Linked DNA regions of Homo sapiens: all the other regions are linked to region 1. The links are chromatin contacts, found by Hi-C or POLR2A ChIA-PET in ENCODE. All regions are on one chromosome and are shown on one strand. The core of a region is the stretch at or near the end of the contact, and the rest is flanking DNA. Distances in the headings are between cores, read along the strand shown.

Region 1 (2,708 bases), core at 101-2,600:
AGCAACACGATTTTCACTGACAGTGGAAATATTTCCCTTTACATAGGCAGTAAATCTGACCCATTGAGAACATTTTCCTCGGAATTAGCTGTCTCCCTCCCCCTCCTCCACTTTACCAAAACCCACCTACAGGATGTCCTGGAAGAAAGGAGTCAGAGGGGTCCTCTTTATGTCCCAAGTATTGGCCTGTCCTGTTATTGGAATGCAAGGGTTATCTGGGCTTACCTACAGAGCCCACCCTGAATACATGTGTTTTCTTTTTTTTCTTTTTTTAGACGGAGTCTTGCTCTGTTGCCCAGGATGGAGTGCAGTGGTGCGATCTTGGCTCACCACAACCTCAGCCTCCCGGGTTCAAGCGAATCTCCTGCCTCAGCCTCCCGAGTAGCTGGGAATACAGGCACATGCCACCATGCCCGGTTAATTTTTGTATTTTTAGTAGAGACGGGGTTTCACTGTTGGCCAGGAGGTCTCGAACTCCTGACCTCGTGATCTGCCCGTCTCGGCCTCCCAAAGTGCTAGGATTACAGGTGTGAGCCACCACGCCTGGCCTTCTTTCTTTTTTTTTTTTCCAGACAGGGTCTCGCTCTGTTGCCCAGGCTGGAGTGCAGTGGCACGATCACAGCTCTCATAGCTTACTGCAGCCTCGACCTCCTTGGGCTCAGGCGATCCTCCAATGTCAGCCTCCCTAGCAGCTGGGACCACAGGCACACGCCACCATGTGCGGCAAATTTTAAAATTTTTTTTGTAGAGACGGGGGTCTCCCTATGTTGCCCAGGGTCGTCCCAGACGCCTGGCCTCAAGTGATCCTCCCGCCTTGGCCTCCCAAAGTGTCGGGATTACAGGCGTGAGCCACCGTGCCCGGCCTTGTTTCTTTTTCTCTGCAATGGCGACTTCACGACCTACAAGTCCAAATGTGTCCCATAACACATCAAGGAACTTCTGGCATCTCCTATCGATCCTGTACGGGCTTCTCAGACTATGGGGATTTTCTAGGCTTGGTTTGCCAAGGCCAAAGGGCTACAGAGTAACCCCGTCCCCACATGTATTCAGCCGACTCCATGCCAGGCGTTTTACAGATCCCGAGACCACCCCTAAGCAAGACCCCTAGCCGGAGTCGCCCCTCCGTCCCGAGACTCCGCGCCCCTCAATGCGTCACCCTTCTGAGCGCCCGGCCTATCTGGCCCCGGAGCGCAGCCTGTAACGCTCTCAGCCCCGGAAGCCTCCTGTTACGCGCCGTGCCCCCGGAGGTGCGGCCGCTGGGACCAGCGCCGGCCCTGGCTCCATTCGGGTCGCCCAGCCCGGCCAGGACTGGCCTCCCGCTTCCAGCCGCTGCCGGCACCCTCAGCCGTCTGGCCTCCCGCGGAAAGGCGGGCGCGAGGCATCCTGGGAGTCGCAGTCGGCGGTCGACTCACCCGCCCTCACAGAGGAGGTGGGGACGCCATGAAGAACTACAGCTCCCAGGGAGCCGCGCGCGGCAGTTGGCGGGGCCGGGCTTCTGCCGGCGGCGGGCACGTTGCTAGGAGCTGCCCCAACGCCTCTCCGGGAAGAGGGCGCCAGGCTCAAAGGCCCTCTTGGGAACTGCCGGGAAGCTTAAAAGTTCCTCCTGCCCACTTCTGAGGGCTGACACGTGGCCGACGCGGAGGCGTGAGAAATGTGTTGATATTGGGAGGTTGACGGGTGAATCCACAAATTCACCGGTGTTTATTCCACACCCCAAAGCTTGAGGGAAGTGACTGACCTGTTTAATGATCCAATCAAAGCTGTATAGCCAGAATGAAACCCAATACTGTCGCCCCACAAAAAGATTAAGTCACATTTTTTCTAGTATGTGCTAATTATGAATTTTATTAAGGTTTATTCAATGTCACAGAGGAAAGAACGGTTTGTAGTTTTGCTTACCCGCAGTGCTGGCAGGTCACAGCTGTCCAACCATGATCCATTCACATGCTCTGGCCCCGTGCCCCTCGTCCTCCCACCCCTACCCCACAGGACACCATTAAGCCAGGGCTGGGTAACAACATATGCTCAATGCATCTTCTCAGGTGAGAACCAAACTCGAGCCACAACAGCAAAGGGGGAAAAAGGTAGCAAAGTAATTATGTGCTCCCAAGGCAGTCATTTAGTTGAATCCATAACTGGAAATAAAAAGGCATTTATGAAGTGTAGTCCGCAGTCTGAATGTGGAAGGTGGAAGATCACACATTTACTAAGAAACACTCAAAACATATTTTGGTTCAGAATTCTAAAAAATCCCGAATTTTCCATGATCTTCCCAAGACAACCAATGACCCACTTAAATTTAAGGCAAAAACACCCTTGAATCTAGGAATGTGCACATATGCAACAGCTAACATCTGGTAACTCTAATAATGTTCCTTATATGTTTCTGTGTTTACTATCATGAACCATAGGAAGAAGTACTGGAAAATTTAGTAAGTGTGGACAGTTAAAAACACTGGCCCGGCACGGTGGCTCACGCCTGTAATCCCAGCACTTTGGGAGGCCGAGGTGGGTGGATCACGAGGTCAGGAGTTCAAGACCAGCCTGGCCAACTTGGTGAAACCCCTGTCTCTACTAAAAATACAAAAAAACTAGACAGGCATGGTGGCAGGCGCTGTAATCCCAGCTTCTCAGGAGGCTGAGGCAGAGAATTGCTTGAACCCGGGAGGCAGAGGTTGCAGTGAGCCAAGATTTCGCCACTGCACTCT
Region 2 (2,708 bases), core at 132-2,631, 470 kb after region 1:
GAGGAACCTGGATGGAGGGACACAGGAATTTACAACTTTTGGTAAGTTTGAAATCATTAAAAAAATAAACTATTTCCAATAATTTATTTTTTTAAAGAAATGTTAGAGGAGAAAGGAAAAACACTTAAAGATAACCACACTGGCAGCCTATGCTGGGGTTGGGGAAGGGCACGTCCTGACCTCATGTCTAAATGGCTTACTTGAAAGCAGCGAAAACAAGGCTACAGGAGCCAGCTGGCTGCTGTGCTCCGCCTTCTGACCCAGGAAGGCTGTGCTTGGCAAGAGCACGGAGGAGGCTGTAGCCCAGAGGTCGTGCCGCCGAGAGAACCAGAGGGCCCAGAAAGGATGATGAGAAGACAGGGCCGGCTCACCCAGATGTGCTGCAGGTCCTTGCTGTTGACGGGATAGATGATGCAGTTGGTGCCGATGAGCTTGACGGCACAGTCGATGTTGACGTCGATCACCGTGCCACACTGACTGTCCTGGGGGAGGGAGGAGACATGCAAGTCCCGTGGTGCAGCAGCCCTGGTCACCAGGGGAGACCCAGCCCAGGCAACCCCAGCGCACCCCCTGCAGAGCTGGCCAGTTCTCCCACATGCAGAGTGCGAGGTGGGCAGGCTCAAGTCCCTAAGGTGGCTGCCCCCAGGCCCGGGGCTGGGGTGGGGACGCAGGACTCACGGTGGATCGCATGTGCCGGACCACATCTCGGGGCACCACAGAACGGTCCTCTAGTTTCAGCTGTAAAAGAAAATACAGGTGTGAGAGAATGGACTCTGAAGCCACCACAGAATACAGTTTTCTTCCAGCTTCTGAAGGAAAGCGTCACATCCACACTGCTAAGTGCACAAATCCTAAGCGTTTGGCTAGCAGTATCTTCACAGACCGCACACACCTCCGACCAGCACCCAGACCCACAGGCAGAGCGCGTCACGCCCACAGGCCTCCTGGGGCCCCTGTGGTCACTGTCTCACCCACCAGAGGCACTTGGCTTGCCGGAGGTAGCCTTCCTCACACTGAACAGTGCAGCTCAATGACAGATCACATAAGGCTGCACTTTAATGAAGGATTTAACAGCCCATTCTACAGAGAGCAAAACATTTGCTTTGCGTTCAATCTTTTTTCTGCCCTCTGCAAGTGCCTGCCCTAGCTGATCAGTGCTGAGGGAGAGTGGGCTGGGGGAGAAGCAGGACACTGGGCTGCGGTGGGTCACCCTGAAGCCTGGCTATCACCGGACACCATGTTCTAATCTGGGTTATCCTCCTGACCAGCTGCGGCCTGCACCTTATCTGCTGCGCTTGGAGCCCTGCAGGCTGCTAAGTAACCCTCAGGATGGTTGGCTCTTGGAGCCCGGCCAACTGCACGAGCACCTGATTGTCTCTTTACGCACAGCTGGCAGCGGCCACTGCCTCCTGCTGCTCCATCGCCCAAAAGCCCAGGCACGTGATGCTCCCACCAGGCCAGCCTGCGTCTTTTTTAGCTGGTTCCTCAAACCTGGGGCAGCTCCTCTATGGTTCTTCACTGGGTCATAATCATGGATGGGTCTCTGTGTGTGTCCACCTCCGAGACCCCAAACCACATGGCTGGAGAGCTGTTTCCTCAAATAGCCAACCAGACACTCCTCCGTGGTGGCCTCTCTTGACCTGGGGGCACTGAGAGGTCACCACCAAGAAAGGAGAACTGAGTCGCCGAAAAAGGAAGATACTGGCTCAAGGTCACTTAAATGCTGGCAATGACAACTAAAACAAACTCTGCTAGTAGAAGAACGTGACTCACAAAAAAAAAAAGGAAAGAAAAGCAATGAACCCCACCACCAACCAGCAGTGCAGAGAGTCCCATGGGAACTCATGAGCCCAAGTTGTTTTTTTTTTTTTTTTTTTTTTTTTGAGATGGAGTCTCGCTGTGTTGCCCAAACTGGAGTGCAATGGCGCAGTCTCGGCTCGCTGCAACCTTCGCCTCCCAGGTTCAAGCAATTCTCCCGTCTCAGCCTCCCGAGTAGGTGGGACTGCAGGCACGTGCCACCACGCCCGGCTAATTTTTGTATTTTTAGTAGAGATGGGGCTTCACCATGTTGGCCAGGCTGGTCTCGAACTCCTGACCTCGTGATCTGCCCACCTCAGCCTCCCAAAGTGCTGGGATTACAGGCGTGAGCCACTGCATCCAGGTATGAGCCTGTTTCAAATGACAACTTGCCCAGTCCTTAAACGCAGGGTTCTTGAGTCAGACACAGGAACGTCAGGCAAACCACTCCTGCCGACATGTGGAAGGAGAGATGATGGCAGCTGTCTCAGCATGGCTGAGGTGGAGTCACCAAGGCAGCGGACCGCAGGTGGCACATGGTGCACGGTACAGAGTAGGTGCTCAGCAAGGTCGGCAGCTGTGATCACTGGCCCTGTGAGCTGCAGGGTGAAGACCCCTGAAAGGTCAGGCTCTCCTTATCTCTGCTCCAAGACCCCAGGAGGCTGGAGAGGCATGCTGGCGTGACGGTGCCACTTTTCTAAATCAAAGAATATTCTGTGCCTGTAACCCTCTGTGCCCAAATCTCCACTCTGAGATACGGCATTTTTTTGTGCTGCCCCACCCTATCTTAATCCCCTGCTCCCATTTTAGACTTCAAAAAGCCACAATTGCTCCCAGAGAAGCCAGAAGCGGCAGGACAGGAGAATCCAATGCAAGGGGGGCTGCACCATGTGTGGCAGGAGGGCTGCCTC
Region 3 (2,708 bases), core at 209-2,708, 440 kb after region 1:
CCCCTCGTTCCTGTTTCTCGGAGTTTTTCGACCCCTGAGCGCGTCGCTGAGTCACCTTCCCGGAACGCGCTCGGGACGCTCTGGACCCAGCGGGGACTGCCCGGGGGCCGCGCAAGGCGAAGGCGCACCCGCCGATACGCGCGCGGAGCTGCGGCCCCAGGGACCCCGCGTCCCAGCCAGTGCCCCCCGACCCGCCCGGGGACTCTCGGGTCCCGCCCGTCTGACCCCCCAAGTGTTGGGAAACGGGGCCGAGCTGCCTGGGTCCTCCGGAAGAGAAGACACCGCGGAGGCGTGCCGGAGTTCAGGGCGCCGCCCGGCTAATTGGCTGCGTGCTCCTCCTGGACCTGCCTCTTCTCGACTTTAAGAAGCGATGAGAGAGGTGTGTGGGGGCGGGTGGGGCCGGCGGGGGCGCGCGAGCCCCGCAGCCTCCCGCAGGGGCTTGGTTTCTCCTAACTCTGGCCCTACCTGGGCAGGTCACCAATGGGCCTTGGCAACTTCTTCCTCCGTCTCCGCCGTAACCCCCCAGGGATCTAACTCGAGGTGCTCGCGGACACGTTCTGTGGCTTGCCGCGATAAGTGTATCACAAACACACTGACAAACGCGTCCCTACTGGCCTCCAAAGAAGTGACAACTTCTGAGCGCGTTTCCGGCGCCCCTTCTTCACGCTGAGCCAGAGGGGGCGGGGGGCACGTACCACATGCTTGGCTTTCCAATCCCGACGGGGGCCCCCAGGCCCATCTACACTGTCAAGCCTCCTCTCCGGCTCGGAGCCCCCGGCCTGTCGCCTGCTCTACCCGGGACAGCGCGCTAGGCGGCCTCAGGCTCGGTAGCCCAGCTGCAGCGTCGGGAAGTTAAAAATAACCTCCGTGGGAGCGCGGGGGAGGAAGAAAGAGGGAAGCTGGTGGGCGGCGGGCGAGACGCCCCGGCCTGGAGAGGCGCCCCGGGTGGCGTGCGGGCCTCGAATTTCGGGTGGGCTAGGGCAGAGCGCGCAAAAGGGGCGCTGCATCCCGGCGCCGACAGCACCCGCGGGGGCGAGGTCGTGGCGTCGAGGTGAAACCAAGGGTCCCCCGGGAGAGCGGAGCCGCGCGCGCCCGGCGCTCGCTCCGACACGAGTTCGCGCGGAGCCCGCGCCTCCGTCTGCGCTGCGCGGTCGCTTTCGCGCGCCCCAGACACTGCGCTCGCGGCCGGGCCCGGGACTCCGCGCCTCGCGGCCTGCCGCCTCAGCTCACCCGGCCAGGTCGCGGCGCCGCCTTCTAGCCAGACGCCTAGGACGAGCGGCGGGGGCGCGCTTGCCGCTTCCTAGGACCCGGGCGGGAACCAGCTCGTGGCCCGGCCGTGGGCGCGGGCCGTGCCGGAGGCGGCGCGCTGAGGCCGGAGGCGGGCAGAGGCCGAGGCCGCGCCGGGCTCAGGTTCCACCCCCGGGAGCGCGGGGCGGAGCCAGGCCGGCGCCGAGGCTCAGTGCCCTCCCCGCTCCGCGGCGCCGGCTGCGAAGTTGAGCGAAAAGTTTGAGGCCGGAGGGAGCGAGGCCGGGGAGTCCGCTCCAGCGGGGCGCTCCAGTCCCTCAGACGTGGGCTGAGCTTGGGACGAGCTGCGTTCCGCCCCAGGCCACTGTAGGGAACGGCGGTGGCGCCTCCCCAGCAAACCGGACCGACTGGGTAGGGCCGCCCACCCTGCCTTCGCGCCGCTCGTGGCTCCTGTGCGGCCCGCCCTCGCGGGGCCCCGGGAACTGGGCCACTTGTCGCTTGGGCGAGAGCAGGCGGCAGCTGGTGGCCCGGTTCGGGCTTGGCTTTGGCGCGACCCGGGAGCGGCTCCCACGAGCGCCGCGCGCGTCGCAACGGAGCGGGGCCCTGAGAAGCGCGCGCCGCGGCTCCCACCGCTCTGGAGCTCCGGGCAGGGGACACGGCAACCTGGATGGCTGGGGCAGGGATCCTCTCCCAGAACTTCGTGCCCAGCAATGTCCGCTCAAGTTCTGGGATTTTTACGCAGCTGGACTCCCCTCCCCCTGGCAGCCCCGAGGGGTGAGGAGCTAGTCCGTCGGAGGGAGCCACGGGGCTCTGACTCATCCGTCGGGCCGGAACCGAACCCCAAGCCCCAGGGAGAAAGCCCCGGAGCAGGCGCCCTTCTCAGGGATTGTAGGCTTAGTCACACGGCGGGGGCGCCCTCGGAGGCACCGGACCTCAGCTCTCTGGACTTCCCGGGAACCTGGCTCCCCGCGCGTGGTCCCGGGATTTAGTCGGGCGCTCCCCACCTCTGGCAGCTGCGGCCCCGGACTCCGCCAGCGCTGTCTTCTCTCCCTCAGGTCCAGCCGCCGCAGGGAATGACGCCGGTGCTCCTGCAGCCACGGCTCCGGGCGGGGAAGGCGAGCCCCACAGCCGGCCCTGCGACGCCCGCCTGGGCAGCACCGATAAGGAGCTGAAGGCAGGAGCCGCCGCCACGGGCAGCGCCCCCACAGCGCCAGGGACCCCCTGGCAGCGGGAGCCGCGGGTCGAGGTTATGGATCCAGGTTTGTGGGGTTCCTGCTGGGAAGGGCTGTAGGGGGATTCCTGTTCCTCGCCAGGAATGATGGAACGCCCAGCTGGACGAAAGGGGCTGTGGACGATCGGGAGAAACATTATCCCTCACGAGGCCAGAAGCCGGCCGAATCTGAGCCAAGGAAGGGGGTGGCAGGGGCGCCGCGTCCCCACCCCAGGTCTCCCAGCAAAGGCCG
Region 4 (2,500 bases), core at 1-2,500, 350 kb before region 1:
GCATGTGCCACCACACCTAGGTAATTTTTGTATTTTTAGTAGAGATGGGGTTTCACCATGTTGGCCAGGCAGATCTCGAACTCCTGACATCAGGTGATCCACCCACTTCGGCCTCCCAAAATGCTGGGATTACAGGCATGAGCCACCTCACTTGGCCAGGATCCACTTTGGATGTAGAAACCCATCAATAAGGAATTGGTTCAACCATGGTGCATTTATTTGCAAGGAAGAGAGGGAGGAGAGAAGGGAGGAAGGCAGGCTGGCTTTTTATGGTATTATTATGAAATCACCAGATTACATTGTTAAGTGAAAAAGGCAAAGTGGAGACCCCGGAGCTACATAAGCTACCACTTGTGCTAAAGGGGAAAAATATAATATTTGCTTTTCTCTGCATGGAAAGTTTTTGTTGTTGTTTCTTTGTTTTTGAGACAAACAAAATGCTGTCACCCAGGCTGGAGTGCAGTGGTGTGATCTCAGCTCACTGCAAGCTCTGCCTCCTGGGTTCATGCCATTCTCTCCTGCCTCCTGGGTTCATGCCATTCTCTTGCCTCAGCCTCCCGAGTAGCTGGGACTACAGGCGCCCCCCACCACGACCGGCTAATTTATCGTATTTTTTAGTAGAGACGGGGGTTTCACCATGTTAGCCAGGATGGTCTCCATCTCCTGACCTCGTGATCCGCCCTCCTTGGCCTCCCAGAGTGCTGGGATTACAGGCGTGAGCCACCGCGCCCGGCCAACCTGGAAAATTTTGCAAGGAAATACAGAAATGGGTAACCTCAGGGGAACACTGAGTACATAGGCTGAGGGTCAGGAATGGGAGACTTTTATCTTGTAATGTTTGGATGTTTGAATTATGTGAATGTATTACCTGTTTTAAAAATAGATATTTTAAAAACACACACATTGGGGCAATCAGGAATGTATGGGGTGTGGTTCTGTTCCACAACTCCAAGGAGGTAGACAGGCATGTTTTACACCAGTTCAAGATGTACATTTATGTTTTATGTACTTTTCGGTAAATTGTATTTATTCCACAATTGAAAAGAACAAAAACCCTAGCGACTCATGGAGTGCTGCCGTGTGCCAGGGTGGGCCTGGCCCCAGTCCCTTGGAACCCTCAGAAGGAAGAAGTCCAGACAGGTTCTCTGGGCCCTTCCTTGCTGGGCAAGCACTGAGGTGGGAGTGGAGCATGGACCCCCTCAGTCTGGCGCGGTGCGAGGCTGGCCTGGCTGGCAGCGCCTCCCGGCGGCACTGTTGCCCTGTCCGCAGCTGTAGCGTCTCCTGTTTCCTGGGCGCCTCTATTCCATTGTTGGCCGAGGGGGTCAGGACCCGCCGCCTTCTGCATTATTGATGGTCCTGTAAGGCGGGCACCTCGGGGAGTAGAGCCTGTAGCCCCTGCGAGAGCAGAGCCGGGTGGTGCACTGCACAGAAGGTCACCGCGGGAGGCCAAATCCCCGGGGAGGGGAAAGGACCTGGGCGTCGGGAAGCCCGTCTCCTTTGGGCCAGCCATGGGCAGGAACCAGCGCAAAGCGCCCCAGCGCCTGGAGAGGCCCGGGAGGCCGGCCTCAGGGGAGCAGGAGTCGGGGTCGGCCAGCGCGGATGGCGCGCCCAGCCGGGAACGCCGTTCCGACCGCGGGCAGGCGGACAGGGCGAAACCGGCGGCCGAGCCTGCCACCGCCGGGGGCCAGGGAACCCCTGGTGGCCGCAGGAAGCCCACTGCAGAGGGGAACGGCGGCTGCAGACGCCCAGGGGCTGGGCTGTCCCCGAAAGCCCAGGAGAGGCAAAGCAACGCGCAGCGTCAGGGACGCGGGCCCAGGGGCGGCCGCGGGGGGCGCCTGGAGGAGGGAAGCCTCTCCGGAGGAGAAGAGCTGGGCGGCCGCCGTAGGAGGAAGCGGAAAGATAAGGGGCCCTCGGCTCGGCGGGGCCGCCGGACGCCCAGGAGCCTCAATGGGGACACGTCGGGTGGGGACGGAGGCAGCTCCTGTCCGGACAGCGAAACCCGCGAGGCCCAGGAGAGCGGCAGCCAGCGCGGCACAGCCCGGGAGCTGCGGCCCACGCCGGAGCCTACGGACATGGGCTCGGAAGGGACAAAAACCGGGCCGGAGTCAGCGCTGGAGCCAAGCAGCGACGGCCTGGACAGCGACTGGCCCCACGCAGATACCCGGGGCCGGGAAGGGTCGTCGGGGACGGGGCCCCTGGGAGCCAGCGAGCATTCCGGCGGGGACTCCGACTCGAGTCCGCTGGGGACCGGACCTGGACGGGGCTCTCGGGCAGCTATGGCCTCCAGGACCTTCGAGGACAGCTCGCGGGCTCCTCGGGACACTGGGCCGGCCAAGGACGCGAGCGACAACCGGGCGCAGCGGGGCGCCGAGCCAGAAACAATGCAGGCCTCGACGGCCCGGGCTCCGCGCCACCAGGTCGGAAAGGCGGTGGGGCAGGTGCCAGCGGCGGCAGGCGAGGGCGAAGCGGGAGCCGCAGCAGGAGCGGGGCCGGAGGACCC
Region 5 (2,708 bases), core at 67-2,566, 310 kb after region 1:
TCCTAAAGTTGGTGTAAAAAGAATGTGCGGGCTGGGTGCAGTGGCCCACGCCTGTAATCCCAGCACTTTGGGAGGCCGAGGCAGATGTATCACCTGAGGTCAGGAGTTTGAGACCATCCTGGCCAACATGGTGAAACCCCGTTTCTACTAAAAATACAAAAATTAGCCAGGCGTGGTGGCACACGCCTGTAATCCCAGCTACTCGGGAGGCTGAGGCAGGAGAATCGCTTGAACCAGTGAAGCGGAGGTTGAAGCGAGTCCAGATTGCGCCACTGCACTCCAGCCTGGGGCCACAGAAGGAGACTGCGTCTCAAAAAAAAAAAAAAAAAAAGTGTGAGGCTAACATTTCAGCTTGGCAGGGCAGGCCTGGTAGCTCACACCTGTAATCCCAGTGCTTTGGGAGGCTGAGGTGGGAGGATTGCCTGAGCCCAGGAGTTCAGCACCAGCCTGGGCAACATAGTGAGATCCTATCTCTACAAAAAAAATATTTAAAAATTAGCTGTGCAGGCCAGGCGCGGTGGCTCATGCCTGCAATCCCAGCACTGGGAGGCTGACGCGGGTGGATCACGAGGTCAGTAGCTCAAGACCAGCCTGCCCAACATGGTGAAACCCTGTCTCTACTACAAATACAAAAATTAGCCAGGCGTGATGGCGCGCGCCTGTAATCCCAGCTACTCAGGAGGCTGAGGCAAAAGAATTGCTTGAACCCGGGAGGTGGAGGTTGCAGTGAGCAGAGATGGCGCCACTGCACTCCAGCCTGGGTGACAGAGCAAGACCCTGTCTCGAAAAAAGGAAAAAAAAGAACATTTCAGCCCAGCATCGACTCCAGCTGCCCTTCTTGGAGAAACAGACCAGACCAAATAGGCACAAAGCCCAGCGTCTGCCTCTTGCTACCTAGAAAAGGTAGAATGTGGAAGCGGCAGCGTGGTGACAGCCCCAAACCTTTCTTTAACAAAACAAATACTCACCTGCGGTTACTTAGATCAAAAGAAGAAAATAACAAACAGGGTTTCTTGAAAATGCCTGTCCTGGCTAGATGGTCAGATTTGGAAGGAATCTCAAAGGTACAGCCCCTCCCCTGACAGATGAGGCAGCTGCAACCTCTACAGGGTAAGGGGCTTGCCCAAGACCATACAAGTGGTAGCCATAGCTCAGAACCCAGGGATCCCTGGCTCCCTGTGCACTGGGTCTTGATATGGGAAGCTGGTGCTATGCTGGTTTTATCTCTCTCTGTCTCTCCTTGGTGAGCCATCTCCTACAGCTGTCATAAGAGGACAAGCCGACTTGAGGTTGAGCTCTGAAGCTCAACACAAGTGCACACACGTGTTCAGCTGTTGCAATATCAGTGTGAGCATGCAATCAACTGCACTCACAGGAAAGTTGTCTGTAACTGTGCTCAAGTCAGAATCAGAAAACCACTGAGCTCCTCTCAGCTGGAGACTCCCTGCACCCTCCCTCTGCTCTTCTGAAACTGGAGCTGAGGTCAGGGCTGCAGAACTGAACTGATCAACCAGTCACCTAACTCCTCCCAGGCACAGGAACCAAAGGGCTGCTGAGAAAAGAGAAATGAGAGGCCACTGAGGGTTAGGAGATCAGATTCTTAGCAAGTAGGTTAAAAGTGCCGTATGCATGCTAATAGTGTGTCCAGCTAAAGTCTGAGTGCCAGCCAAAGTCCACTACAGACAAGCAATTTGTTTACAATGACACATTTATTTCTGAGCAAATTGCTTGTTTATTTATGTGATAACTACTATCCTATTAGGGTATTTCAAAGACTGTGTGTTGATCCTGACAAAGTAATAAACAGAAATACCACTCACTGTTATGGTTCTCACAGTAAGCTATTGGAAGCCTTAGGTCTTTTTTACGCACCATGAGGTATATATTTATTACATTGTTAGCCGTATCCTGTTATCTTTTTTTTTTTTTTTAAGATGGAGTCTCTCTGTCACCCAGGCTAGAGTGCACTGGCCTGATCTCGGCTCACTGCAACCTCCACCTCCCAGGTTCAAGCGATTCTCCTGCCTCAGCCTCCTGAGTAGCTGGGACTACAGGCGCACGCCACCATGCCCAGCTAATTTCTGTATTTTTAGCAGAGACGAGGTTTCACCATGTTAGCGGGGCTGGTCTTGAACTCCTGACCTCAAGTGATCCACCTGCCTCGGCCTCCCAATGTGCTTGGATTACAGGCGTGAGCCACCACGCCTGGCCCTGTTATCTTTTATTTTATTATTATTTTTTATAATAATAATATATAATAAATATCTTTGTTTATAAAGATATAAATATAATAAATATAATAAACATATTTATTTTTTGTTGTTGTTGTTGTTGAGACAGAGTCTCATTCTGTCGCCCAGGCTGGAGTAAAGTGGCACGATCTTGGTTCACTGCAACCTCCGCCTCCCTGATTCAAGAGATACTCATGCCTCAGCCTCCCAAGTAGCTAGCTAGGATTGTAGGCATGCGCCACCACGCCCAGCTAACTTTTTGTATTTTTAGTAGAGACGGGGTTTCACCATGTTGGCCAGGCCAGGCTTAAACTCCTAGCCTCAGGTGATCCACCTGCCTCGGCCTCCCGAAGTGCTGGGATTACATGAGTGAGCCACTGTGCCTGGCCCCTGTTATCTTTTATATTCCAAGATGAAATCTGTGTATGAAAAGAGGTCTGGTAATTTCATTAGCTTCCTCTCTGGTTTTCCTATTTT
Region 6 (2,708 bases), core at 59-2,558, 270 kb before region 1:
GTGTGTACAAACGAACAATAATGAGAATCTGAAGTGTTTTCAAAGACCATGTGTAAATCTAGCTATGAAATATAGACCAGCTGGGTGGTTCTGCCACTAAAACTACAAGCTTTGGGCCGGGCGTGGTGGCTCATGCTTGTAATCCCAGCACCTTGGGAGGCCGAGGTGGGAGGATTGCCTGAGCCCAGGATTTGGAGACCAGCCTGAGCAACATGCCAAGACCCCATCTCTAATTAAAACAAATAAACGAAACTACAAGCTTTGACAACTCTAAAGATTTCCAAATCCAGTTATGGACCAAAGGTGAGGCAGTACGAAGGGTGAGGAGGAGGGTGTTCTGCCGCAGCGTTATGGTATAGCCAGCATAAATTTAAAGGAAGGTAGCTTGGTAATGTTACCTTTTACTACAGCCATGGTCGCACTCTCCTGTAAAGGCGTCTTAAAAGAGTCAAACCCAAAGACCTTCTTCAGCGTACTCCGGACTCGCCGCTCAGGGTCAAAAGGAAAGGTGGTATGGTGGCTGCTCATCTTAGCCAAGAACAGTGGCCAAAGGTTAAGGCAAAGGTAGTAAAAGGTTGCCACGAGAACCCTCTGTTTTGCATTAAAAATACAGATTATTTTTCTGTAACAATTTGCTATATTACACTTAAATAATGTATTATTTTTAAGTAATAAAGCTGAAGGTGAACTGCCTCAAGCAATACATTCCTCAGTAATTAACATCTCCACTTTTACGCTCAATGAAAATGAAAACATTGAACTATTCCAGGCCACGGTATAGCACAGAGCTAGAAATCAGATCAAGAGAAGAAACATAAATGTCTTCAGAACAGCTTGGAGAACGGGGAACCGTTTTCCTAAGATCCACCACCTGCTCCTACTTCTATAAGCGCAACCACGACGACCGTTCTTCCACCCCGGGACCCCGAACCCCTTCTCCCGTCTTCCTGAGCCCAAGATCCGCAATTTTCTCTCTTGGCTGGCCGACACCTCCCTCTCTTCACCCTAAGATATCAGAACCGGCCGTGGTCCGCCCAAGAATTAAAGGCTGCTGGCTGGTTCCGGAACTGTTCGAAGACCCCTATACACAACCCCAACTCAGAGAAGCCAAAGCGCTGGGAATTCAGCTTTAGGCAGAACCCACGCAATCTTATATCCGTCGCGCAGTGATGACGTAGCGCGAGCGCTGGCATGAGGGCGGAGCCAGGCGCAGGAAACTGCCGTTTTGATTGGTTTCCAGTGTGGCGCGGGGGTCTCCTGGGATCCGAAAGAACCTGCCTTTCCGCCCGGAAGTCGGCGTCTTGAGTCATAGGAGTGAGCCACGCCCGGGCTGTGGGAATAAGATGGCGGGGAAGAAGAATGTTCTGTCGTCTCTCGCAGTTTACGCGGAAGATTCAGAGCCCGAGTCTGATGGCGAGGCTGGAATCGAGGCGGTGGGCAGCGCGGCTGGTAAGGCCCAAGTGCGAAGCTGGAAGGGGGAATCGGGTGTCTGCCCGGAATGCTGTACCCTCGCTGGGCGGGAGGGAACAAGATGGTCATTGTGCTCCAAGCACCGGACCCCGAAGAATGGTCCAGGGTCCGGGGTGAGATAGAGCATTAGAGACTGTGGACTAAGAATGAAGAATCTCCTTCCCGTTATTTCGATTAATTTGCCTAAACTTACTGAAAGACTCCGTGCCGGCTATAGTGATAGACAGAGGGATGGACGAAGAGGGAGCGGCTGCTCAGCCACTGCCTGTTTCCCCTGGGCTCGTTGTTTGATGAGGGAGAGCGATAAGTAAAACATACGTGGAAGATGGTAAAGATTGTGTTCGTTAACTTTATAACTTTTAGTTAGGAATGTGCCCTAAACACATCTTGGAGCTTTTAAAAACAAACGTATCTGATGCCCAAAGTGAGAGAACCTAATTCGGTAGAACTGGGGTAGGATGTGGGCATTTGTGAACTTTTTAAGGATCCCAGGTGATTTTTCTTATTTTGTGAGTTTTTAAAGCCTAACGGTGATGTTCTCCTCCTCAGGTTGAGAAGCACAATGTTAGATAATGGAAACAGATTCCTTTGGGAGAATAAAGAACAAGTTACCTAACAACATATCAGGACCTTAGCTTCCTCATCTGGAAAGTGAAGGGGATTGGATTAGGTTAGGTACTTCCATGTTTTGTGATTTTGTGTGGTCTCTTCCAGTCAGAAAGTTCTCTGATGGTTTCCTATAAACACTTTAGTGTTTATCTAGTGTTTATAGCATTAGAAACAGAATTTAGTACTCGGTTTTGTTCCCTGACCTTTTAATGATTTTATTCAGTAAATGCTGGCCTTCTCAGAGAGCCGAATCTGGGCCTATTGTAACTTAACATGAGATTTAGGTTCCCTTTGTATCTTCAGAGATAGTCTTGGCCACTCAAATCTCTGGACATTTTTTCTTACATTGTAACTCTTGTTTTTTTTTTCTTGCTTTTTGTTTGTTTGTTTGTTTTTTAACCTTTCAGAGGAGAAAGGCGGATTGGTATCTGATGCCTATGGGGAGGATGACTTTTCTCGTCTAGGGGGTGATGAAGATGGTTATGAAGAAGAAGAAGATGAGAACAGTAGACAGTCGGTAGGTAAATCTCCCAGATCCAGAGCTACTGAAAGCACAATTTCATTTGTCAGATTTTGGAACTGTGCCAACAGTGTTCCATTTCATGGTTAGCTCCATCCCTTGCTCTCCC

What was found. A loop is a pair of places that touch in the nucleus more often than their neighbours do. ChIA-PET counts read pairs that join two places held with the same protein, here RNA polymerase II (POLR2A). Pooled maps may share reads with other maps.
Region 2: a loop to region 1 is called in a map of esophagus squamous epithelium, with 2.8 times the contacts of the local background. The contact joins the enhancer-like site here to the promoter of FBF1 in region 1. A Hi-C loop is called at or near these places in 1 of 168 maps with a recorded cell type or tissue (esophagus squamous epithelium) and 1 of 50 pooled maps. POLR2A ChIA-PET finds 5 or more read pairs at or near these places in 1 of 52 experiments (activated naive CD4-positive, alpha-beta T cell).
Region 3: a loop to region 1 is called in a pooled map, with 9 times the contacts of the local background. The contact joins the promoter of SPHK1 here to the promoter of FBF1 in region 1. A Hi-C loop is called at or near these places in 7 of 50 pooled maps. POLR2A ChIA-PET finds 5 or more read pairs at or near these places in 3 of 52 experiments (HEK293, HEK293T and activated naive CD4-positive, alpha-beta T cell).
Region 4: a loop to region 1 is called in a pooled map, with 8 times the contacts of the local background. The contact joins the promoter of MYO15B here to the promoter of FBF1 in region 1. A Hi-C loop is called at or near these places in 6 of 50 pooled maps. POLR2A ChIA-PET finds 5 or more read pairs at or near these places in 4 of 52 experiments (A673, MCF 10A, WTC11 and 1 more).
Region 5: a pooled map shows a loop between it and region 1 (4-fold over the local background). The contact joins the enhancer-like site here to the promoter of FBF1 in region 1. A Hi-C loop is called at or near these places in 2 of 50 pooled maps. POLR2A ChIA-PET finds 5 or more read pairs at or near these places in 4 of 52 experiments (A549, Caco-2, HEK293 and 1 more).
Region 6: a loop to region 1 is called in a map of naive thymus-derived CD4-positive, alpha-beta T cell, with 13 times the contacts of the local background. The contact joins the promoter of SAP30BP here to the promoter of FBF1 in region 1. A Hi-C loop is called at or near these places in 1 of 168 maps with a recorded cell type or tissue (naive thymus-derived CD4-positive, alpha-beta T cell) and 9 of 50 pooled maps. POLR2A ChIA-PET finds 5 or more read pairs at or near these places in 2 of 52 experiments (HEK293 and WTC11).

The regions. Positions count from the first base shown.
Region 1 is chr17:75,939,692-75,942,399 of GRCh38, forward strand. FBF1 (Fas binding factor 1) reads right to left here and starts at 1,351. Exons shown (of 30, transcript NM_001319193.2): 1 at 1,157-1,351. It overlaps ACOX1 (acyl-CoA oxidase 1), which reads right to left. Exons shown (of 14, transcript NM_004035.7): 14 at 1,816-2,708. RefSeq lists a silencer at 1,120-1,389 and an enhancer at 1,500-1,569.
Region 2 is chr17:76,404,835-76,407,542 of GRCh38, forward strand. UBE2O (ubiquitin conjugating enzyme E2 O) reads right to left here. Exons shown (of 18, transcript NM_022066.4): 2 at 679-738; 3 at 372-482. Among named protein-coding and RNA genes, the nearest start is that of SPHK1, 22 kb to the left of the region's middle. Within about 2 kb of position 1,382, at least 12 of the 41 ENCODE cell types and tissues checked have a DNase peak (open chromatin) inside an H3K27ac peak, as active enhancers do.
Region 3 is chr17:76,383,151-76,385,858 of GRCh38, forward strand. SPHK1 (sphingosine kinase 1) reads left to right here and starts at 1,459. Exons shown (of 6, transcript NM_001142601.2): 1 at 1,459-1,656; 2 at 2,301-2,504. The coding sequence starts at 2,495. RefSeq lists silencers at 97-386, 407-546, 1,127-1,826.
Region 4 is chr17:75,586,550-75,589,049 of GRCh38, forward strand. It overlaps MYO15B (myosin XVB), which reads left to right and starts at 1,251. Exons shown (of 64, transcript NM_001395058.1): 1 at 1,251-2,500. The coding sequence starts at 1,509. RefSeq lists enhancers at 1,067-1,900, 1,403-1,472, 1,901-2,500 and a silencer at 2,353-2,482.
Region 5 is chr17:76,245,240-76,247,947 of GRCh38, forward strand. All of the region lies in intron 5 of LOC105371896 (a long non-coding RNA gene), which reads right to left. Among named protein-coding and RNA genes, the nearest start is that of RNF157, 6.1 kb to the left of the region's middle. Within about 2 kb of position 1,317, at least 9 of the 41 ENCODE cell types and tissues checked have a DNase peak (open chromatin) inside an H3K27ac peak, as active enhancers do.
Region 6 is chr17:75,666,030-75,668,737 of GRCh38, forward strand. It overlaps SAP30BP (SAP30 binding protein), which reads left to right and starts at 1,309. Exons shown (of 11, transcript NM_013260.8): 1 at 1,309-1,449; 2 at 2,487-2,596. The coding sequence starts at 1,344. RECQL5 (RecQ like helicase 5) reads right to left here and starts at 1,125. Exons shown (of 20, transcript NM_004259.7): 1 at 1,015-1,125; 2 at 399-542. The coding sequence starts at 528. RefSeq lists enhancers at 250-1,449, 1,031-1,130, 1,301-1,550.